2 separate regions of the Mus musculus genome follow, and region 1 is linked to region 2. A link is a loop called in an ENCODE intact Hi-C map of the cell type or tissue named here. Cell type or tissue: left cerebral cortex. All regions are shown on one strand. Each heading gives the region's core, and the rest is flanking DNA. Links, peaks and the distances in the headings are about the cores only. Region 1 has its middle 69 kb from the start of Gm23343. Region 2 has its middle 51 kb from the start of Gm23343.

Region 1 (12,353 bases), core at 2,639-10,638, 120 kb before region 2:
TTTCTAACATCCATTGCACCTTTATGAGCCTAGTTAAAAACAAGGCATCTATCCAGGGGTGCTGCCTGTCCTTTTTCTATTCTCAAATTATCAAAAATGTGCATACACCAAGAAACCAGACAATGTTGCCCACTACCTGAACCTGCACATGGATGGCACTGCCGCTACTACAGCCCTCAACCCAAGGTCATGTTCCTTTGTCACTCTAGATTTCCTTAACAAAACCCAACTTCAAATATAAAATAAATTATCAGCATCTATATGGCAGAGCATAACAGCTAACATCACTGAATTTAGGAACCAGGGAGGAAGAGAAAAGAAAGATCCAAAAACACAATCTACAAAGACTAATTCTCCATGTCCTACTTCCTACAAGTACTTACTGTTTCTTAAGAGTCCAATTAAACTTGAATTCCTTAATGGACTTTCAACTGGTTGTTTTCACCAATCACTTCTCATTAGCTCCACAAGTTGGGGAAGCAAGCTGATATCACCTGAACACTTTACAAACACACTTCATAGCCAAACCATAATATTTCTGCTAAGTGAAATTCTACTTACACTGAATTCTCAATATTTGATTAGTCAATCTAATAACAACCTATGTACTTTGCACATATAATTCAGGTTATGAACATTAAGATATGTACTTTATGATAAATTATATAAGTGGGCCCATTACTACAAACATTTCAAGCAAATTCCTCTTACTGGACCCAGGGGAGAGTTGCAACAACAAAAGGGAAGCAGAAGAAAGATGAGACTGAAGAGGTGTTTGAAACCAAAACTGGACTCAGATCATCATTTCTGACATTAAATATGGAGGAAGAATCTATGGGAATAGAGTTCAGAAAATCATTTGTCTGGTATGCATGAAGAGCTTTCCTGGAGAAAGTAAATACAAATACTCTCTAACAGTTGGAAATCTGAAGGGAAAGGCAAATGGAGTATAAGAACCTTTTTGAACAACCTATGATGGGCAAAGTCACCACTACAGCCTCTGGAAAATCTTCTCAACACCTTGAATTTGGCGCTGTGGAACCCAACTACAAGAAGATGCACCACCTACATTTGATTGATAAGACACAGGACTGTACTGACAGATCGCTATTGTCTAAATCTGCAATACTTGAGATAAGTGATAGCATCAGTAGTAAGTTAATATATTCACTGTAGAATACATTCAAATGATGTTCTGAGAAAAAGAAGCATTTCAATCCATTGGAATACGCAGAAATGTTTCTTAATTCTCAATGTGCATATTGTCCACATAAAGGTAATGGTTTCAGATCTACAAGGGCTTCTCTTTATGAAACTAAAACCAAAGCCTAAAAGGATCATCACAAGGTATCATCACACCATTATTAACAGAAGCTACTAACAACAGCAACAGAACGGTAGTTTCCAAATAAGTCCTCTGTTCCATTTAAGTTCTAGTGTGGTCTTTAATGCAGAAGAGAAGTCTCCTAACATCCAGCATCCCTAACTTCTCAAGAAATAAAAAGATACTTTTAGAGTTCTGGTTGATGGACACTTTCAGTCATATTATTAGGAAGCAGATTTTGGTATCTGAAAACAACAGGCACAGCCATTCCTGTGTGCTGAAGAGAAAAAAATTAACACAAATGTTCCTGACAGCTGAGGCTGAGCTATTAAAAACTGTGGGAATGCTCGCAGCAGAGACGCTACCAAAATAGACTGCACCCTTTAAGTGAAGAATGACAACTTGTAAGAAATCTCTCTGCTTCACACTCACCCCCATCCATGGCCCAGTTTCTGTTTCATATGGTATGTAGCATATTTTCTACCTATGATTTTCCTAACAAGTATTGATTTTATATAAACATCTTTAAATTTTGCTAGAAACTTGCTTAGAAAGAAAAAAAACCACCTTCTAATGGTATTCTTATTTACCAAGTGTTCTAAAAGGTCATTTTATTGTATCTCTTAAATAATCAAAATACTTAAACAAAGAACTGGAAATGTCAAGTCTCTAACCTAAACTGACATTCCTTAAGACGAGTCTAAGATGAAAGTATAATGAACAAGGCCTTTCGCCATTTGTGGACTCGACAGCCATCGATCAATGAGCAGTTACTGCATTGTAAGCACTGAAATATGGGGTATATGGTTCTTTCATGTTCTAGATGAAGAAGCGATAAGCTGGTGAAAGCTGCATAGTCCCAGAAATAAAGACAAAAACCATAGGAAAAGGTGTAATATGGGTGGTCACAAGAGGAGCCATATACCAGGTGGAACACAAGAGCTCCATAAGTGATACAAACAGCTTAGTGAGGAAGTGCCCAGTACAATTCTGAGGGTCTAGAATGTCTGCCTAGGAGTTATTATCAGAAATCTCTCTTGAGTGCATGGGGAAGTACTATTGGCACTAAGTGTGAATGTTTATCCAAAATCCTGAAATAGAAGCCTCAGATGTCCAAATGAAGAGAAGCTGATTCCAATTCAATTTAATCCTCTTGCCTTTTCATGCAAAATACTGTGTAATATAAGCATACCATCCTTCCTTCTCATGCTCAGTGGAACTTTAGAAATAGGCACTAAAGAACCTGTTCTCCAAACCCTTTTAAGTATTTTATTTTATTTTTCACTGTATGTGTTTTACATGTTTATAGGTTCTTGGCCTTCCGGTAAGTCTGTTTAACACCAGCATCTAATCTTCTGAGACTGGCGTTACAGATGGTTATAAACCTATCTTCTGGTACCGAGAATTGAACCAGGGTATTCTGTAAGGAACATTATTAGCTGTTGAGCCATCGCTCCAGACTCCAGATAATTTCTACACAGGCTCTCCAGAAAGCCAGTGTTCTATATTCTTAACATGAAGGAAAAATACTTTTAAAAGGAGTGTCCTAAGCCAGTCTTAGCTAATAAGCATTGGATTTATTTGTTAGACTTTTGAGAAGGTAATTTAGTAATTAAGAAAAGAGATCCTTAAATAATATAGTTAAACTGAATGCAAATATACACGGGTACACATATTCTTAGTCTCCTTCCCAATTTTACCCAAGGCTGACCTATGGAAATGTTAGTGAAAGATCTTATTCATGAGGCTTAGATTCACTAGTAATGGGGGGAAGAATATTATACATAGAAAACTACCCTCCATCTCCCTGCTGGGGGCATGCAGAAACGCATCAAAACCCCACTCAGGATATCCAGTGATATTTCTGAGTCTGTGGGAAGGGAGAATGGTTTGCTTGCTTGCTTGCTTGCTTGCTTGCTTGCTTGCTTGCTTGCTTGCTTGCTTGCTTGTGTGTTTTGTTGTGGATAGGGGATGGGAGAGACATAGATAGAGATTTATTACAAATATTTCCAGATCTCTAGTATTTCTGCAGTGTAAGGTGCCAATGTGGCAGGACCCTAAGGTCACCTTCAGTGCAATGCTTTCCCAGGAGGACTCCCAGAACTCAGAAAGTCATTCTTCTTCCAGTCACAGGGTCTGGTTGTGAAAGGACACAGCCACAAGCTAGCAAAAAGAAGAGGCTCACCAAGCAGAGTCCACAGGAGTCCCAGGTGCAGTTTCCATTTCTTTCTCTCAGTGGAGTCATACAGATGGCTGCTGTGGTTTAATGGGAAATGCTCCCTGTAGGCCCATGGGTATGAACATTGAGTTCTCTGCTAGCAGCACTGTTCTGGGAGCTTGTGAAACCTTTAGAAAAAAGAGCCTCACTAGAGGAAGTAGAAACACCAGGACAAGCCTTGAGGCCTTATTGCCCTGTGCCACTTCTTGTCCCAACTCTGCTTCCAGATTTGCAGAGTTATAAGCAAGTAACTGCAGCACTGAGATGGCCCCTGCCAAGAACATCCTTTCATCATGGATGGTAATACTGTATCACTAAGACAATGTGACAAAATAAACCTCTCCTCTAGTAAGTTGTTTCTTGACAGGTATTTGGTCACCATAACTAGAAAAGTAACTAAAATAATGGCTCTGTCCTAATTAGAGTTATTGTTGCTGTGATCAATTGCCCACAATCAAAATCAACTCAAGGAGTTTATTTGGTTTACATTTCTAAATCATTGCTCGTCATGGAAGGAAGTCAGGGCAGAAACATAAGCAGGATAGGGACATGGAGGAAGGAACTGATACAAAGTCTATGGAGGGGTGCTGCTGACTGATTTCCTCTACATAGGTTGTTCTTATAGAATCCAGAACCACTAGCCAAGGGGTGGCACCACTCACAGTGAGTTTAGCCTTAGATTTTATTTTCCTAATTCAAGTTCCCTCCTTTCATATCACTCTAGCTAATGTCAACTTAACATAAAAGTAGCCAATGTGAAAATGTGCATTTTCAAAGCAGAAGAACTTGCAAACTTTAGTGTTCAGAGTTTTATTGAGGCATGGAAATATAGCATAACTCCAACTGCTTCCTGATTGAGTGTCCTGTCACTAGCCCCACAGACGTAGATGTAGGGTACTACATGATCCAACTAGCCCTACTGTGAATCATATTCCTAGCATAGAGTATCACACATAAACCTAGGCACTAGACAGAGTCTAAGTTTTATTAACAGGATATCCCAAGAGCTTAAGAGATTATCCTGTAGAAGCTAATAGAAGGCTAGACCATTGTTTTGGAAAAGTTAAGATTTTATTGAAAACTGAACAGATGAATCTGTTAGTATCACAAAAACAATCAGTATAGTTTGTTGTTGTTGTTGTTGTTGTTGTTGTTTTAGCATTTGATTAACTTAACAAAGTGAAATTTCATCTTCCCCCAAGGATCCAGCAACCTGATGATGCTATAAGCAGTGTGTGGGATATTCTGAAACTTTTCATTTTAATTATAATATGTAATTAATATGTGATATAATTGACTTCAATTATGTTTTAGTGGGTCCTTATGGCTCCACATAGCATAACAGCTCCACAGTGGTGAGATCAAGTCTCAAACTTTATGGGCTTCTAAGTAGGTCCATAGGTCAGTCCCTAGTCACAATAGGTAAGTGATCCCCACTGTCAGCCCATTTGTAATAAACTTTCCAACCAAAGGAGAAGATGAGAAGAAGTGTGAGATTTGGAACACATAAACCTCTGTTGAATGCCTGGATGACGTGAAACAACTGCAAAGTGAACTAGAATCTTATCTTCTAACTATAAGTTATAATCAGAATTATAACCAGAGGTGATGACCAGAATTATATAGCTTTGATGACCAAGCCAAACCCAGAAACAGTCTCGTCAGTACAACCTCACATATGTCAGCGTTATGAGACTGTTTGCATTATCAGCCCCAAGGGAAAAGAAAGAAGAGTGGGATGAGCAGGCTCAGCAGTGTCTGCGTCATTAAGCTCTCTCCAAGGAAGTGACAAAATGACTAGTGGCTATATTTTTAAACCAAATCTAGAGAGCCCTCAAGTTTGAGTAAAACTGTTATTTGAGTGCCTGTCTTCTCAGCCACCACCCCCATACATATGTTGAACACATTATACCATCAACAGAGCATTTTTAAATATAAAAAGCAATACTGATTTTGTATCGTGCACATCAAGAAGTCCAGATTAAAAATGGAATTCTAGTCGAAAAGTTCAAAAAAGGACAAATGCACTACATGTAATTTCCTCAAATTGGAAAATATGAAAAAGTGTATTATTGCCTTGCATGCTAAGCCACACAACTTGAAACTCTAATGCCTTCTAAGATAACGGCACAAATCACATGTCAATTTCCTGACTCCCATAGGTAGTAGTTTGGATAATCTGCAACAATTGCTTAATATTTTTCAGAGACTAATTTTTTTCTTTTGTGAAAGAGTGTGATTACCAGATCAATTTAGTTTTTCTTACCTGACCTGATGAGCAGAAGGGATGATGCACAAACATGAAGCCTGGTGTCCAACAGGTTTTAAATCATGACCCACAGAGCTGCCCAATAACAACCTGGGAAATGAGGACCAGGTCTTGAAAATGCTCAGTTAAGATGAAGTGCTATGGGGGATTACTTTAAAATGTAGCTTCTATAGTTTATTTATGAGTATAAATAGATATGTTAGATAATTCCTGCTAAGGTGTGCTGTGGCTTGGGAGGCAGAGCCAGGCGGATTTCTGAGTTTGAGGCCAGCCTGGTCTACAAAGTGAGTTCCAGGACAGCCAAGGCTACATAGAGAAACCCTGTCTCAAAAAACCAACCAAACAGACAGACAAACAAACAAACAAACAACAAAAAAAAAAACCCTATTTTCATCTTAAGGGAAAAACTGAAGACTTTCCATGCTAATTGTGCCTTTAAGGTACATAATGTCAGTTGTCTACATGACATTGTGTCCTTTCTACATATATCTAGATTTTGCTGAGTAATACTATGTCTACTTTTGGGAACTTCCCACCTAACACGTAGAAGCCATTTAACCCAGTCCTGCTGGCAAACCAGCTATAAAGATATTTCTTCAGAAAAACGCCCCAGAATCTTGTCTTTCCGTTCTAGGTAAAGTAAATCCCACAAATTCTATCTTACTAGTTCTTACTTTGAACATAAAAATAATCTCTGGAGTTACAGCTACCATTTTGAGATTATGAGGTGACTAAATGATGAAAAACAGAAGATAGAGACACGGAAAAAGATGAACCATGTGTCTTTTGTCAGTGGGGACACACTTGCTGCCACCACAAGAATCCCTGAACCATAGTGGGCAGTGACGGCTGCACTCTATAGCAGTCACGTGGCACTTCGCCCATCACCATGGCACAGAGAAGAGAACTTGGCAGAAACACTCACTCTTAAAGGTTCCTGCCCCAAAATAGCACAAGCTACATCTGCTCCCATCCCAATGGTTAAAGCACATTACGTAACTATACCTCACATCCAGGAGGAAACTAGCAAAATCATACCATGTGTCAAAAAGGAAGAAAATCAAAACATTGATTAACAGCTTCGATGAACAGTTACAATTTTCCTTATGTGAGGAAAAATATATCCTGTTTGTTGAGTCACTTTGGATTGGATTTCCTATAACTTCTAACCAAAAAAAAAAAAAAAAAAATTAGTCAATAAGCCTTCAAATTGTCTGAATTGCTAAGATTGCCTATGTAAAAGTCTATAAAATTACATAGCATTGTTTTGGTCTTGCTTACACAGCCTTTTCTAGGAAAGACATTTTCACAACAGGCTTCCTGGTATTCTGACATTTACAAGCTTTCTGTCTCTCTTCCATAATGCCTCCTGAGTCACAGAAGCAGGAGCTGTGATGTAAATATATCCATTAGGGCTAGGCTGCCCTTGATCTGTTGATCTCTGCACTGTAACCACTTATGGGTTTCTGTGATTGTCTCCAATTTCTATGAAGGGAAGATTCTATGAAAAGGGGCAGTAGCTACATATATCTGTGTATATAAGAATAAGATTTGAAATGTAGTAAGGAATAATGCTGGTTTGGCAAAGTGGTGGTAGTAGATTATTTTCTAAGGTCCATGATCTCACTATTCTCAGGCAATTGAATGGGTTCTCAAGTACTTTCCAAGTACTATTGTTTTTCTCTTAAGTGGATCTTACATCCTAGTAGACAGCTTTTAGTTACTACCATGCAAGTGCCTAAGTGTCCCTAATTCAGCAATGGGGACTTACCTTAAAGTTCTGAAAGGAGTCACTTGGGCTACCCTGGCAGAAGGAAGTCTCGATATCAAAAGACATCCTAATGTACAGTGAGGAAGTGTCATGAGATCCAACACTAGCCAAGGAATTCTACATAATTTATGACTGCTGGGAGAGGGAAAATTACCCCCTTCCTGGAATGGGCCCCTGTAGTAGTTTAAAAAAGAATGGCTCTCATATAGATTCAGTCTTTAATTCACAGTTTGCGTCACTCTTTGGGAATAATTAAGAAGTATGGCCTTGTTGGAAGGAGTGCATCACTGGGCTAGGAGCTGAGGTTTCAAACACCTACACCATTCCTAGATAGCTCTCCCTGATTCATGGCTTATGGATAAGCTCTCATCTAATGTTCCAGTACCACAGCAGCCAGCAGCTGTGCTCCCCACCATAATTATAACTCTCTGGAGCTGCGAGCCCAAAATTAAAGGCTTTCTTCTATAACTTGCCTAGCTCATGGTGTCTTGTTACAGTAATGGAAAAGTCACTAAGAGAGAATCTAGTACAAAGATGGGGTATTGTTGTGGCCACTCTGGCCATGCTGCTTTGGGATTTCAGGGTGGACCATAGGAAAGATTTTGGAACTTTGGACTAAGAAAGTGCTTGAATACTATAAGCAGGGTTTAACAGACTATTCTATTAAGAGTTTGGAAGAAAGTAGTGCTAAAAGCAATGTAGCTAGGTAAACCCAGCTCAAGAGATTTCATAGTAGAACAATATTAGCAACTGGGCTAGTGGCCATTCTTGAAATATTTTGGCAAATAATGTTGCTTTCTTTTGTGTATGTCAAAAGAATATGCCTCGGGCTAAATTGAAATTTTTAATTAATTTCCTTGCTGGAGGACGTTCCAAGACAGCCTAATATTGATTCTGTCATATGTGTATTAGTAATCATTCCTATGGGAGTGTGCAAGGAAAAGAACAAGCAAGGCAAAAAGAAAAAACACAACATGGAGTTTGAAGCAAAAGAAAGACCACCAGGAAATGTAGAGCTGTAGTCAAGGCTTGTGCTGGAAGAGGTAAGACTAAAGACAGCTGGGTTCTGAAATGAAATAAAGGGAGAGAAAGACAACACCCAAGTAAGCTTTCAACAATTAAAAAAAAAAAAGAAAGAAAAGACCTGAGGACCTTTCTACCCCTAAAACAACACTACAAGGGAAAGTTTCTGCAAATATAGGGGGTCAGGATCCACCCAAGTGATCAGCCAAACTTGATAGGATTGTGCACATGTTCTGACTTTAGAGTCATGCAGGATACACAAGTAAAGGAATCATGGAATCTTCCTTTGCAGTTGAGGAGAGCTTCTGAGTCCACGCATGCAGCAGGGAATTCCTTGAATGGAGATCCTGAGATGCCATTGCATAGAGCTGTGAAACTGAAACCTGGATTACACTGGTAAGCTCAAGATTTTAGAGATGCTAGAACCATAAAACATCTTCCAAAGCAAGTTGTAAACATGAGGTGAAATATCTGCTGTAGGAAGCAGAGGCACAAGGGCAGAGCCATCCAAGCGCTTTGACACGAGGTATGAAATTGTAGAATTTGGAGTATTCCTGTTGGGGGGTTAGACTTGCTTTGGTTCACTATTTAATCACTATGACCCCAGTGCTCTTCTTTAGAATGGCAGTGTACATTCTGTGCCATTATATGTTGCCAGATTATAATTGCTTTTGGCTTTAGGGTGTAACTGTTAGTAAACTGCCTTCCATTTCAGAAGAGACTGGATTTTTAGGAAGTGTTGACTGTGAAAGACAATGGGAATATTTGAAATTGGACTAACTTGCATTTTTGCATTATGAAACAGCCAACAGCCTCTGATGGCCATGGAATGGGACATGATGGCTCAAATAAAAATGCTCTATGTGCTTGAATAGTTGACCTCACGTTGATGGGACTGTCTAGGAAGGATTAGGAGTTGTGGTCTTGTTGGAAAAGGTTTGTCACTGGGGACAGGATTTGAGGTTTCAAAAGATTCACCCACAACCCCAGTGGCTCCTTTCTGCTTCCAAGATGCCACTTTTACTTAATAGAAAGTACTCATCCCCTAACCACATACATACCAACAAAGGTATGTTTTATATTTACATGCTTATATTTTTGTGCACATTAATAATAATCAAATTTTAAAAGCCTAACAATTTGAAAATATGCCACATGGGAGGAGTTGAAGGAAGAGTACCTGGGAGAGACAAAAGGGAAGAAAGGAAATGTAAAAAGCCATATCCTCTTGTTTTACTTAAAAATTTATTTAAAGTAAAGATTATATAACAAAGTAGAATTCAGTTCTATTCAGAAGCATTATAGCTTTTTTATTATTATAATTGACCTTCAAATGATTTCTCTTTGAAGAGAGATTTAATGGTAAGCTCTAAAATCAATGCTTTTCAGTTCTTTTCATTTTTTTAGTAGATTTTTCTTTACTTACATTTTTAATGTTGTCCCCGTTCCTAGTTTTCCCTCCAGAGATGCCCTATCTCCTTGCTTCTCCCCCTGCTCACCATCCCACACATTCCCACTTCCTGGCCCTGGCATTCCCCTACACTGGGGCATCAAGCCTTCACAGAACCAAGGGCCTCTTCTCCCATTGATTACCATAAAGGCCATTCTCTGCTACTTATGCAGTTGGAGCCATGAGTCCCACCATGTGTACTCTTTGGTTGGTGGTTTACTCCCAGAGAGCTCTGGGGGGGTACTGGTTGGCTCATATTGTTGTTCCTCCTATGGGGCTGTAAACCCCTTTAGCTCCTTAAGACCTTTCTCTAGATCCTCCATTGGGGACTCTGTGCTCAGTCCATTAGATGGCTGAGAGCATCCACCTCTGTATTTGTTAGGTAGTGGTAGAGACTCTCAGGAGAGAGCTATACCAGGCTTCAGAAAGTACTTGTTGGCATCCACAATAGTGTCTGGGTTTGGTGACTGTATATGGGATGGAAACCCAGGTGAGGCAGTCTCTGGATGGCCTTTCCTTCAGTTTCTGTTCCACAATTTTTCTCTATAACTCCTTCCACGGGTATTTTGTTCCCCCTTCTAAGAAGGACTAAAATATCACACTTTGATTTGCATTTCCCTGATGACTAAGGATGTTGAACATTTCTTCAGGTGCTTCTCAGCCTTTTGAGATTCCTTAGTTGAGAATTCTTATATTGAAGAATGCTCTGTCTCCCATTTTTATAGGGTTATTTGATTCTCTAAAGTTTAACTTCCTGAGTTCTTTTTATATATTGGATATAAGCCATCTATCAGATATAGCACTGGTAAAGATCTTTTCACAATCTGTTGGTTGCCATTTTGTCCTGTTGACAGTGTTCTTTGCCTTACAGAAGCTTTGCAATTTTATGAGGCCCCATTTGTCAATACTTGATCTTAGAGCATAAGGTGTTGGTGTTCTGTTCAGGAAATTTTCCCCTGTGCCCATGTGGTCAAGGCTCTTACTCACGCTTCCTTTTCTATTAGTTTCCAGGTATCTGGTTTTATTTGGAGGTCCTCATCCACTTAAACTTGAGCTTTGTACAAGGAGATAAAACTGGATTGATGTGCGTTCTTCTACATGCTATCCACCAGTTGAATCAACACCATTTGATGAAAATGTTGTCTTTTTTTCCATTGAATGATTTTAGCACCTTTGTCAAAGATCAAGTGACCATAGGTGTGTGGGTTCATTTCTGGATCTTCAATTTTATTCCATTGATCTACCAGCCTCTCACTGTACCAGTACCATGCAGTTTTAGTACAGCTTAAGGTCAAGGATAGTGGTCCCACCAGAAATTCCTTTATTATTGAGAATAGTTTTCCCTATCCTAGGCTTTTGTTATTCCAAGTGAATTTGCAAATTGCTCTTTCTAACTCTTTGAAGAATTGAGTTGGAATTTTGACAGGATTGCATTGAATCTGTAAATTGCTTTCAGGAAGACGGCCATTTTTTCTTTATTAATCCTGACAATCCAGGAGCATGGGAGATCTTTCTTCTAAGATGTTCTTAAATTTCTTTCTTCATACTTGAAGTACTTGTCATGCAGATATTTCACATACTTAGAGTCACACCAAGGCATTTTATATTATTTGTAACCTTTGTGAAAAGTGTTGTTTCCAGAATTTCTTTGTGTAGAGAAAGGTCACTGATTTGTTTGAGTTCATTTTATATCCAGCTACTGCACTGAAGCTGTTTATCAGGTTTAGGAGTTCTCTGGTGGAATTTTTAGGGTCACTTATATATACTATCATATCATCTGCAAATAGTGATATTTTGACTTCTTCCTTTCCAATTGGTATCCCCTTGATCTCCTTTTGTTGTCGAATTGCTCTGGCTAGGACTTCAAGTACTATACTAAATAGGTAGGGAGAGAGTGGGCAGCCTTGTCTAGTCCCTGATTTTACTAAGATTGCTTCAAGTTTCTCTCCATTTAATTTGATGTTGGCTAATGGTTTGCTGTATATAGCTTTTATTATGTTTAGGTATGGGCCTTGAATTCCTGATCTTTCCAAGACTTTTATCATGAATGGGTGTTGGATTTTGTCAAATGTTTTCTCAGCATCCAATGAAATAATCATATGGTTTTTTCTTTGAGTTTCTTAAAATAGTGGATTATGTTGATGGATTTCCATATATTAAACTATCCCTGCGTCCCTGGGGTGAAGCCTACATAATCATGATGGATGATCCTTTTGATGTGTTCTTGGATTCAGTTTTCAAGAATTTTATTGAGTATTTTTTAATTGATATTCCTAAGGGAAATTTGTCTGACGTTCT
Region 2 (12,353 bases), core at 2,012-10,011:
GATCTTGTTTCTATTGTCATAGCCACTGTGGGATGATACATGCAACCACTCTTTTTTTCTCCTTTTTCCCCAGTGATCCCTGAACCTGGAAGAAAAGACATAATATAGATGTCCCATTTATGGCTCAGTGCTTCACAATCATTTGTTTTTAGGTCCCTTGACAAGTTGTGGATTTCCGTGTTAATTTTCATCTACTGTAAAAAGTAGTTTTATGATAAGGTTTGAGAGATTTACTAGTTTATGGATATAATGAGAGGTTCCTAGGAGTCACTTTAACAATGTGTCCAATTTGCTGAGTAATAGTAGGTAATACTAGAGTAATAGTAGTTTTCCCTCAGACCTATGACTACTCTATTCACAATAACCAGGAAATAAAAACAGCTTAATGCTGAAGTTTTGTCTTTTACTGTCTATTGTAATGTTAAATGTTAAATGTCCTGAAGTCTGCACATAGTCCTTGTAATCCTGCCCCCAAGTATTTCAGATTGGTGAATAAAGATGCCAGCAGCCAATAGCTGGGCAGAAGAGACATAGGTAGGGTTTAGGTTTCAGAGACTTGCAGAGAGAGAGGAATACCAAAAGGAAAAGAGAGTGCAGTAGGAGAAGGAAGTGGGCATGGATCAAGAATCAGAAGAGTGCGGCCCTGAGGGATGACCAACTGGAGCAAAGAGCAGTCCAGACGAAACATAGTAAGTAGTAACTCAGATTTATCAATAGGAAAATAGATTCTAATAGCATGCAGGGTAGGCAGATGCCCAGCTCTTGTCCTGCTTAAGGCTTATTATAAATATAAAAGTTGTGTGTGTCTTTCATTCAGGAACTAATTGGTTAAATTCAGGGTAGATACCTGGGATAGAATTTAATATAATTTCCACAACAGTTCATTAGCAGATGAATGGATCATAAAATGTGATAAACTTATATAATGTAATATTCAGCTTTTAAGAAAAATTAAATTATTAAATTCTTAGGTAAATTCATTGAGCTAAAAATACCATTTTGAGTAAACAAACCCAGAAAGACAGATGTCCCATACTTTCTCTCTCCTTTAGATGTTGGCTTTGTGTCTTTAGGTATTTCTATTTTGTTTGGAATACCCATAGAGGGCAGGGTGTTGGTAAAGGAACTTTTAAGGAAAGAAAGAAAGAGCATGATACAGTGGGAGAAAAAATAACGGAACAGCAAGTGTTCAATGTGGAGGAGAATGAGAGGACTGGATAGAAGATGGTCATATAAAAAGCTAGTACTTCTGAAGCTCCCTAAATTATAAACATATGCACATATGACAAGAGTTTCAATGAAGTTTTAATATAATGGAACAACAATACCTCTTATAGATGCCCCAAGCTAACAAATGAAAATTCAGTGTCAGGAATGTGTTACATCTATTAGATTGTTCTCCAGTGAGATGCCTCAATATTATATAACATTAGTTATACTTTTCTGATAGCCCTTAACAGCATGAGTATATGTATGCACTCAGAAATGAAAATAGAATAGACAGGAATAGATGGAGGTCTGAAATGGGAAGATCAAGTTGGTAGGAGGAAGGGACAGGGGTTGGGAGGAAAATACAGGGAGAGCAGCTAAAATTAAGCGGAAATTTCGGATAGTCTATAAGCCTAATACAGTAGAAACATCCTAAAGGATACACATATATTAAGTCAAATTATCAAACAAAGGATCAGACAGAGTCCTAATGGGTTACTGTAGTATGTATCCCTTGGGATTATTTTTGCTATTTAAGTAAAACATAGCAATAATGGTTAATATAAGAGATGCAAAGTTGCTTGGTCTGTCCAGTGAAGAAGATAGAAGCCCATGAGTAGATTATTAGAAAAGGTAATGACTAGAAGATTGGATTAAGAGCAGGAGTAAGGAACTAGATTATGAACAAATTATTGACTGTCCTATTGGAGAGTTTCTAGAATGATTTGAATTAATGAATAACATGGGCTAGATTACAACCATGGTCAACCATGGTTGCCTTGTCAACCATGTGTGTATGGACTGAATGTAAGCATAATGAAATGACTTGTAGGAGGTTTTTATAATTCAAGAAAACATACCTGGGGTTTGGATTAGTGCTGAAGTAGTCAAGTTAAAGGAATGTATTCAAGTAAAAGTTGGCTTACTTAGTAGTATTTCATATAATGTATTATATGAAAAGATTTGTGTTAAAGACTTTGATCTGAAGTAGAACAGGTGCTTGCTGAGTCAGAGAAAAATAAGGAAGACGGAGGTTCAGGAAATATTAAGAGTTTAATTTTGCCAGGCAGTGGTGGCGCACACCTTTAATCCCAGCACTTGGGAGGCAGAGGCAGGAGGATTGCTGGGTTTGAGGCCAGTTTGGTCTACAGAGTGAGTTCCAGGAGATCCTGGGCTATACAGAGAAACCCTGTCTTAAACCCCCCCCCAAAAAAAGATTTTAATTTAAATTGTTCATTTTAAGTTTGAGGCATCTTAAATACAGGAGGACAACTACTCATCTACTGGTCATCACAGGAGAGACAGCAGATAAAGTCTTGGTCTGTAATCTCTTTCCATTGAGAGCACATGCTAATCCTCAGATTTCACTGGAAGACCCAGGAACAGATGCTTTAACAAAGTCTGTAAGTGATTCTGATCTGTGCTAGTTTGGAAACTGCTCAAATGCCTGGAGGCATTATTCCGTGACACTACAGAGTCCATGAAGGGGTGTCTGGTAGGCAAGGGTCATAGATTCTGACAAACACCTTATGCTATAGATCATCCTTCACAGCATAGATTATATAGCACAGAACTTCAATAACATTGCGTTTAAGAAGGCCTATTCACTGCTGAGGCAGGAGTTGGTGGGCAGGTTGGGGAGCACCCTCATAAAGCCAGGAGGGAGGAAGGAGGGGATAGGGGGCTTGTGGAGGGGAAACTTGGAAAGAGGCTAGCATTTGAAATGTAAATAAATAAAATAACCAATAAAAAAAGGCCTATTCAAGTTCAACAGAAGTGTTTGTTTATATTTGAGTTAATTGTTGACTTTGGGTTGTTTGTTTGTTCAAACAAACTTCTGTGATGAATATAATAACTAAATCAGCTTGAGAAAGGAGAAAGTTTATTTCAGTATATAGGTTACAATTCATCCTCAAAGGAAGGCATCTAAACATGGGAACTAAAGTGATACCGTGGAGGAAGGCTATTTCCTGTCTTGCTCACTATGGCTGGATCAGCTTGTTTTCTTTTATAAGATAGAACCATCTGTCCGGGGTTAGCACTGACTATAGTGAATGACTCCTCCCACTTCAATCATTAGTCTATAAAATACTCCACAGATGTGCCCACAGATCAATCTGATGGAGAAAATTCCTTGATTGAGATTTCTGCTTGCTATATGACTCTGATTTGTGTCAAGTTGACCAAAGAACCAGCTTGATTATCAGCAATCTAAAAAACCTTAGACACTTGGCATATCAATCACCTTTCTCATATATATTATTATATATCTTATTTATTAGATTTTGTCTATAAACATATTATACATACAGATATTATCACAGATATATTTTTATGTTTTGAGGCCCACTGGAAAGGTACACACCTTTATAATATGAACTATTTGTTCTCCAAATGATTACTTGAATTTCAGTTTAGAATACATAGTTTAGATTGGTAGGGTCATATCAGCACAGCATAGCTCATTACATAATAAAATACTTTATTTTCCAAACAAAAACCTAGTGTCTAACTAACACATAACAACAACAAAAAAGTTGGCAAGTGTACTTACATACAGTATAGGACAGGATAAAGAATACAAATTCTTAACTTGGCAGTTTCCTCTAAACCTTATGGTATTCTTCTGGACTGAACACACTAATGGTCCACTGTAGTCAAAACTGAGGTACATAATCGCCTTTACAAAATGATGAACAAAGGACTAGGAATTAAGAAACGTCTGTGATGTTCCCCAAATCTCATCATAGAACATGAGGAGAATGAAAGATTGTAGGAACCAGGGGACCAGAAATTAAGGCTACAGCCCTGGTACCCTATCAATATGACTACTGAAACAAGACCTGAAACATTAAAAAATCAGTGGTCATGCTAACACAGAAGGGAAAAAAATCTCACAAAGTCCCACCCTAGACAAAATACTATAAGCAACTCAGAAAGAGAATTAGGCTCTCCTAGGCATGAGATCCCTAATTGGCAATCCAATATAAAGTGGCCTCCAGGAAATCATATACACATGAGCCAAATTGCATTGACTCAAGAAGTTGTTATTTATATATTTATACATATATAAAACATAACAATAATGGTCAAAAGAAGCCATCAATTTAGCAGGAATGAGAGGACTTGGCAGGATCTAGAGAGAGGATAGAGAAAGGAGGAAGTGATATAACTATATACTAATTCAAAATTTTAATTAAAATATATATATTTATATATTAAAAGGGGACGAAATAACCATGAAGCCAGATATCTGCCAATCAGCTATGTTTTTGGAAAGCTGAAGTGGTATTCCTTTTCTCTAAAATAGTAAGGAACACACTGGTGTTGGGAATATCAATAAGAAGTTTCATGGTTTTCCATAGAACAACAGGACAGTAAAAGGTATTTCCTGGAAACAGACTCCCCAGTGTCCATTTGCAAAACAGGATGCCACGACAGTATTTAACTGTCATAAAAATAAAGAGAAAGACCACGGTGACAGCCAAGAAGACTTGATCCACAAGAGTTGTGATAGTGGCTTATATACCATGGTGATTGTTGATACAAGATACGTAAGCAAGGCAACAATAAGAGCACTTCTTAAAACCAACAACAAAAATCAAAGCTCTTCAAGGATATTGGTACTATAATACTGTTATTATTCCTTTCCAGAAGCCAAGTCTGAGCTGTTTCTCAATTCTGTCACATAGCTATCTTCCCAATCTTTACCCAGGAGTGAATTATGCATATATAATTACACATTTATTATACATATGAAATGAGGAATAGGATATTCATTTTAGAAAGGCATATGAGAATTTGATGGTGTGATTTACTGTAGAGATGTTATACTCAGTCCCATAACCTCTCAGTTCATTCTGTCATCACCTCCAGATTCTGGGATAGACAGCTTTCCCCATTCAAATGCTGATTCTTTCTGTTCTGTCTAAGGGCTCCTCCAGTACCACAAGAACTCCCACCTCCAGGATGTCCTAAACTCTCAGGGTCATAGATAACCCTGTTTCCTTTTCCTCTTCCTCTTCCATCAGTAGGGTGGTACTGAGACAAATTCTTCATGGTTTCTTAGATGGCTTCCCAAAGAATTATACCTTAATTATCTACACATCACCAGTAACCCATTATTTACTCTCCTTTTGGCATTTCTCCTTTCTCAACTTTCATAGTTTCTGTAGAAATTGGTGGGATCACTTCCTAGATAAAAACATGTGTAATAAAGGCACTGTCTCAGTATCTGTTGTTAGGTAAAACTAAATTTAAAAGATCCTTCCTTCCTCGACAAAACTCCTGTATTGTGTAATTTAGAAGATGTCCCAATTTTTTAAGGCAAGTTTCCTGGAACAAATTCAGAAATATGTGGAACCAGTTGAGGATCTAAAAGTAGATACTTTAAGTGAAAGTCTCATAGTCTATGTAGACATTATATAAAACATTTACAAGATCAGTTATAGTTAAATACAGGGATCTCAGTCTCTTTTCACCTTTGAAATTGTCAAATTTCAGTACTATTTAGCACAGGAAAAATCACAAAGCCTTCCAGGAACTATAATAATTTGAATGGGCTGTATATAGGGAAGCAGGAAGATTCACTTTGCTCCGTGCAAGTGTTGCTTTCAGTGAGCTTAGGAGGTATGTCATTGTCTGTGGAAAGAGTCATTGCTCTGATGGGCTTTTTCCAAGCAACAGAGGGTGGAGGTGACTTTAAATTTTCATTAGCTTCATTATGCCACATCCTGCTTCTCATCCTGCTTGGCTGCTATGAGAGAGCAATTACTTGATGAGCTCTTTTAGAAGAAGGAAAATGCTAAATGATGTTCATTTAGTGGCAACTTAAAAATCTGATCTCATCTCAGAGCCGGGATTTCTGCTACAGGAGAAGACCAGAGAGTAATTTCCCTTAAAAATTATGACATGTGGCCCCATTGTTCAAGTGAGCAATCCTTTCATTGATTATTGAGAATTTCAACTAGCTTCTAATGTTAACATGACAAGATTGTATTTGATGAATAAAAAATAGTTAAATCATGCCTTTAACTTGGCACTACTTAAAACAAACTTACTCAGGTTGCTAACACCCTGTTTTTATTTTTTTTATTTTTAAATGTCTTGCTGTAATTCCTAGGGAATATAATTCAAATGATTTATTATTGAATTTTGTGCACAGACTGGTTTCCTCCTCCTTCCAAAGCATAATAAACCAGAAGAGATAATCCAAGTAACTTCAGAGACCACACCGAAATATATGAACTAAATGCCACCGTATCTGCTTGGGTAACAAAATATTCCACCATCAAGTGGTTTGAACTTCAGAGAAATCCATCTGAATACTTGCTGTTACTTTCACCTTGCCTAGAAGACTTAGAATTAACACATATGAGTATGCGGTAAAGCATCAACAAAGTTTGGAGATTCTAAAGCAGAGAAGAGAATGAAAAGAGGGATAGATACACAGAATAAGTAATATGTACACAGTATTTACCATTGATGAGCAAATAAAGCCTGCATTCTCATATCATAAAAAGAAATTCTACTATAATGCAACCACACAGTTTGTCTTCTCCCAATACTTCTACTCAACCAGAGGCAAGAAGGTGGTTCCACTTGAGATAAGATTTTTGAGCCACAAACTCATTCTAAATGTTGCTTTTTTTGAGGCAGTGCTCCAAACCCTCAGTGTTAGTATAGACTGCTAATTTTATCGACAGCCTAGCCAAGCTAGAGGGAAGGAAGTGACTGCACATCTGTTCCCACTACAATGCCAGCTTTCCTTCCTGACACTGAGTTTTCAGAGAGCAGAGAGTGGGAGTGTTTAAATAGGGTACCATGAAGATGAATCAAAGATAGCTGCTTACAAATAAGTACATTTCTTCTCATGTAGCCTCATTTTGTTAAAAAATAAAATGGATTGCCTGTGGTATTCCACTTTAATTTGGAAAAAAATCTCTTTATATTTCTGATCCCTTTATATATTTCTGTTTGTTTGTATGACATAAAACATAATACACATTTTATGAGACAGAGAATAGCATGCTATATATCTATGTCTGTGTGTTTATATATATGTATATACACACACAATTTATAACATGATTGAATCAGGGCAATCAATACTCTTATTACCTTCAAACATGTACAATTTCTGTGAGTTTGAAATCAATAACTAGTTCTAGTTATTTTGTACTTTTGAGAATAATGGAAGCACAAGCTGAGTAGAAAAGATCAACCATCATTGTGATAATTAATCTTGATTGTTACCTTTACATCTCTAGAACTATTTAGGAGCTGAACCTCTGGAGGAAATAGTGAAGGAGTTTATAGATTGAATTAAAGGAGAAGGAAAGAGCTACTCTAAATGCAGGCAATACTATTTCCTGGGCTGTGGTCCCTGCCTGAATGAAAAAAGAAACTGGGAAGAGTACTAGTATTCACTTACTTTGTTTCCTGAAAGTAGATACAGTGTGATCTAAAAAAATGGAATCTATGGAATTTGTCAAGCTATTTCAATGCAACCACATTTCTCTATCAGCTGTTTGGGACTATCATATTTTCTCTTCATATATCTTAAATATCAACAAATTAAACAAGAAAGGAATATATATTTTTCTTTAGACTGTGAACAAAGAAGTATTTGTTTTTACTCATAGATCAGGAAGAAAAGAAGACAAATCACAAAATCATATAGATATGATTTCATAATAGAATGAGTTATATCTTCCTTGGACAAAGGGTCCATAAGGCACACATGTAGGAAGCAGGTCCAGAATAAACAGTGATTGCATTCCTTTATAAAGCTTGGATATTATTATATTCGAATTCCTTTATTCTTTGAAACAAATAATATCTGAGGATAGAAGGAGGAAATAATATCTAAAGGAGATGATAATATCTAAAGGAGATGAACTAACTTAATTATAATTACTCAGTAAACTGGCTGGTGAGATGGTTCAGTGTTAAGAGCACTGACTACTCTTGTAGAAAACCCAGGTTTAGTTTCCCAAAACCCACATTTCAGCCTGTGTCTCTCCAGTTCCAGGGGATCCAATGTTCAGTGAAAATGCTTGAATATAAAAAGAAAAAAAATGTAGATAAGAGTATAGATCAGTGGAGCTATTGAGTACGGCTAGAAAAGAGAGTGTATATTAGAAGGAGAATAAATGATGGTTAGAGCTAGAAAATACACTACAGCCATCCATCCCTGAACTGTTTACGTAATAAATATGAATGTAGTGTGTGTTCACACTGAGCCATTTTTGCCTGTTAACTGAGAAGGGCACCAATGAGGAGCAAAAGAGAAACAATGATGAAGAAAACAAGATGGAGGTCGACCAGATGGAGGGCAGGCAAAGAGATCAGTTGGACAGATGTAGCAATTTGTCAACTTGTGCAGAGGAGGACATAGATTAGAAAGAAAATGGACTGAAGGGATCACTCAGAGGAACTTTGGACAAAAATATTCCTTCCAGGTTGCACTACAGGAATTGTCACTATCTCCTCTCCATTCTACAGTACTTTGTACTTTGTTTATATCAAATGCATTTGGTGTATTTGAGTATATCAGCATATACTTGGAGAACTGGGATTTTTTTTCACGAACCCATTTCCACATAATATCTGGAACTGATATTTTTAAAACCATCTGTAAGTTATAATTATTTTCTTATATACTCCAAACATCAAGATATTTTTGTATAATGCTTACTTTTGAATATTAAGATAGTTGGGCTACCCAGAAACTTAGAATACCCAAGATACAATTTGCAAAACACAAGAAAATCAAAAAGAAAGAAGACCAACGCGTGGGTACTTCATTCCTCCTTAGAATAAGGGACAAAATACCCCTGGAAGGAGTTACAGAGACAAAGTTTGAAGCTAAGATGAAAGGATGGACCATCCAGAGACTTCCCTACCCAGGGATCCATCCCATAATCAGCCACCAAACGCAGACACTATTGCATATGCCAACAAGATTATGCTAAAAGGACCCTGATATAACTGTCTCTTGTGAGGCTATGCCAGTGCCTGGCAAATACAAAAATGGATGCTCACAGTCATCTATAGGATGGAACACAGGGCCCCCCAGTGGAGGAGCTAGAGAAAGTACCCAAGGAGCTGAAGGGGTTTGCAACCCTATAAGTGGAACAACAATATGAACTAACCAGTACCCCTGGAACTCGTGTCTCTACCTGCATATGTACCAGAAGATGGCCTAATCGGCCATCACTGGGAAGACAGGCCCCTTAGTCTTGCAAACTTTATATGCCCCAGTACAGGGGAATGCCAGGGCCAAGAAGTGAGAGTGGGTGGGTAGGGGAGTAGGGTGGGAGGAGAATATAGGAGACTTTCAGGATAGCATTTGAAATGTAAATGAAGAAAATATCTAATAAAAAAATTTTTTAAAAAGATAGTTGGGCTACAGTTAAAAAAAAAAAAAAAAAAAAAAAGGCCTCAGCCTCAGAACTGGCTGGGGTCATGCTACAATGTTGCATGTCTTTTTTCTTTTTAATCCTCACTCCTGGGCTGGAGAACCTGTTGACTGACTGAGCGGGGTTGGTCAGATAGCACCTCAACATCAGGGCACCAGTAAGCAGGGTACAGTGAAGGACTCCACAGGAATTGGAAACACGTGCAAAGGAAAGTAAAGAATATTTGGGCCAACACTGAATAAACCTTGTAGAAGGACAAGGTAATGGTAAAATGTGTTTTGTGCATGTGTTTAGAGCTATGGTAAAATCTAGAGAAGCAAAGGTAATTCTCATAGGTGCTTTTAGTCTTTGGACCCTGATAGTTTACACTCAAGACATGGGAGAGTGGATTTGAGAAAAGCAGTACTTCCCAACTATCCGGGGATGCTTTGGTGAAGGAGAAGGAAAATGAATGTAAGCTGTTTCAAGCGTTCCTAGGACAGGAGGAGGAGGTTGGAAGACATCCTGCCTCCTCTCTGGCTACTACTGGAGGAATGCTTGGTTCTGGGTCTCTTAAATAGGATGTCTAGGTCCCTTTGGGATGTCTAATTCTCTTCCCTCTCTGTCTGTTGTCTGTTCTTGGGATGCCAATCTGTGCAGGTCCATCAAAACTGACTGTTTTACATCTGTGGTTTTGTTTTATGGTTTGACTGATTGTTTGTTGTTCTGATTCATGTTCAAAAGGAAAAAAAAAAAAAAACAGTTAAAACTTTATCTGCTGGTTGCTCAGCCCTTGATTTAGTTTTAACTCATTTCAAAAAATAAGAGAAAAGAAATAAATAAGTAAAAAAACAGTCTCAATTGGCTTTTGGAGCCCTGCACCTATAGTTAAGAGTCTAGCACAGCTGGAGAAAAGCTGCCAGGAGATGATTGTCTGCAAAAGCTGCTCTTAAAGGAACCAGCAGCTTCTCAAGGTGTATGTTAAGGGAACTGATGGCTGTGCTTCCTACAAAAATCTCTGTGACTGTGATTACTGGGTTCAGCAGATGACAAAGTGTTCCTTTCTTGAAATTACAGCTAGGAAAGTTAAGAATTTTGTCTGATTTAAATAAGTAAATGTAAGCAGCCACTTCATTTTTGTCTCTGACTGGTTTTAAAAGTATAAATATGTTCTGCATGTCTTGGCTATAGATTATTAGCTTATAAATTATTGGGTATGATTAAAAAATTTTAACATTGGTAGCAGAAATTTGGGTTAAAATTGGTAACTCATGGTTGGAGTAATTCAGAAATACATGAGGCATAAGCCAAGACAGGGAAACAGGTCTCTAAAGATACTTCTAAATTGGGAAAATATTCTATGTAACTACCAGACTTATAAAAGATAGGATTTAGGGCAGTGTCTCTTTGAGGTATTGGATGCTGCACCGTCTTGCGTTCATGTGCAGGAATGGGAAGCCACACTTTGTAGCATGGAGGTGACTCACTTGGTGTCTTTGCAGAGACTGGATTGATTGTTGGAGGTTGAGTTTTGCTTTCCAAAGTTGTAGTTGTGTAAAAGAAACTTAAAAATTATGGTTAAACTGCCAGTGTTCCATTGGCTGCAGTTTGCAGTTTGGTCACAGGCACAAGATTTTTAACTCACCCATATTTGGAATTAAGATGATTATTAGAGTAATAAAAGATAAAAACAGCTGTGGCCAGTATGGGAATGCTGACCCATTTCTTTTATACAAGCTTTATTGGATATAGTGGTAGAAGCAAATTTAACACTCGTCCGACCCCCCATGACTGGAAAAGAAATTTCAGTGGGAATTTATCTGGTATCAAACAAGCTCCTGATGAACTTTTTCAGGAACTTGTGGATAGGCTGCTAAAAGCAGCTAGTAGAAATTTTGGAGAACCTCAGGCAGGAATTCCTTTTGTTACACAATTGTCTTAATGAGAATGCTAATCTGCCATGCGGCCATCTGGCCATATAAAGCAAAGACAGATTTATCTGGATACATTCTTTGTGCAGAAATTGGACCCTCATAGAGTCAGGGTTTGGCTAGAGGCTACTGCCTTGCAGAGAACTACAGTACAAGCAATGCTTTCACAGCTCTGAGGTGATAAGGAATATTTTAAGTATGGTAGGCATAAATCATTTTAGAAAAGACTGTCCAAAAAGTAGAGGCACAGACAGAAAGTAGAATCACTCCTCTAAAATCTGTCTTCGTTGCAGGAGGGTTAGTTACTGGGACAGGCCTCAGGCAATAGGCTCAGATTAAGAAATATTTACATTTGAGTTAATGCAAAACTCAGAGGTTTGTGTGGCACTGCTTTTGTTTTGCAAACCCTGCCTAGGGAAATTTTTGGGCCCTCCCATTACCTGGGGTGGGGGGGGGGGTGGGGGGGGACACCTGGGAATTGCTCTTAGGCCAAAACAACATTATTACAGATCAAAGTATTGTTCAAAACAAAGTACAAACTTAAGACTTATGAAAGATTAATGAGGTTATAGAACTTGTAGAGGGATTACAATCTGGCCTCCCTACTCTATATAGATTTATTATAGGTTTGGAGTATTGTTTTTTATTCCTTTACATCTTGATAATTATACAGGGTTTGCTTTTAGTCAGCTTGTAATTTTAAGGAGTCCATGAAGCGATATCATTGGAAACTTTGGCCACAGGGAATGGCTAATAGCCCTTCATTATATAAAAAAATGTGTTGCTGCTTCAATACAAGAAATTTGAATCC

The links. A loop is a pair of places that touch in the nucleus more often than their neighbours do. Peaks named below come from ENCODE experiments on the same cell type or tissue, not always from the same donor. Only the 100,000 strongest peaks of a DNase experiment are listed, where the experiment ranks them.
Region 1: a loop joins it to region 2, with 12 times the contacts of the local background. A loop is called at or near these places in 4 of 42 quality-filtered maps.

Annotation. Positions count from the first base shown.
Region 1 is chr15:45,011,302-45,023,654 of GRCm38, reverse strand. No RefSeq gene overlaps it. Among named protein-coding and RNA genes, the nearest start is that of Gm23343, 69 kb to the right of the region's middle. In left cerebral cortex, for the core only: no CTCF peak of the experiment used is centred there; DNase peaks (open chromatin) are centred at 5,346, 5,879, 6,707 and 7,154; H3K27ac peaks cover 5,202 bases.
Region 2 is chr15:44,890,999-44,903,351 of GRCm38, reverse strand. No RefSeq gene overlaps it. Among named protein-coding and RNA genes, the nearest start is that of Gm23343, 51 kb to the left of the region's middle. In left cerebral cortex, for the core only: a CTCF peak has its summit at 9,280; DNase peaks (open chromatin) are centred at 5,577, 5,824 and 6,928; H3K27ac peaks cover 2,726 bases.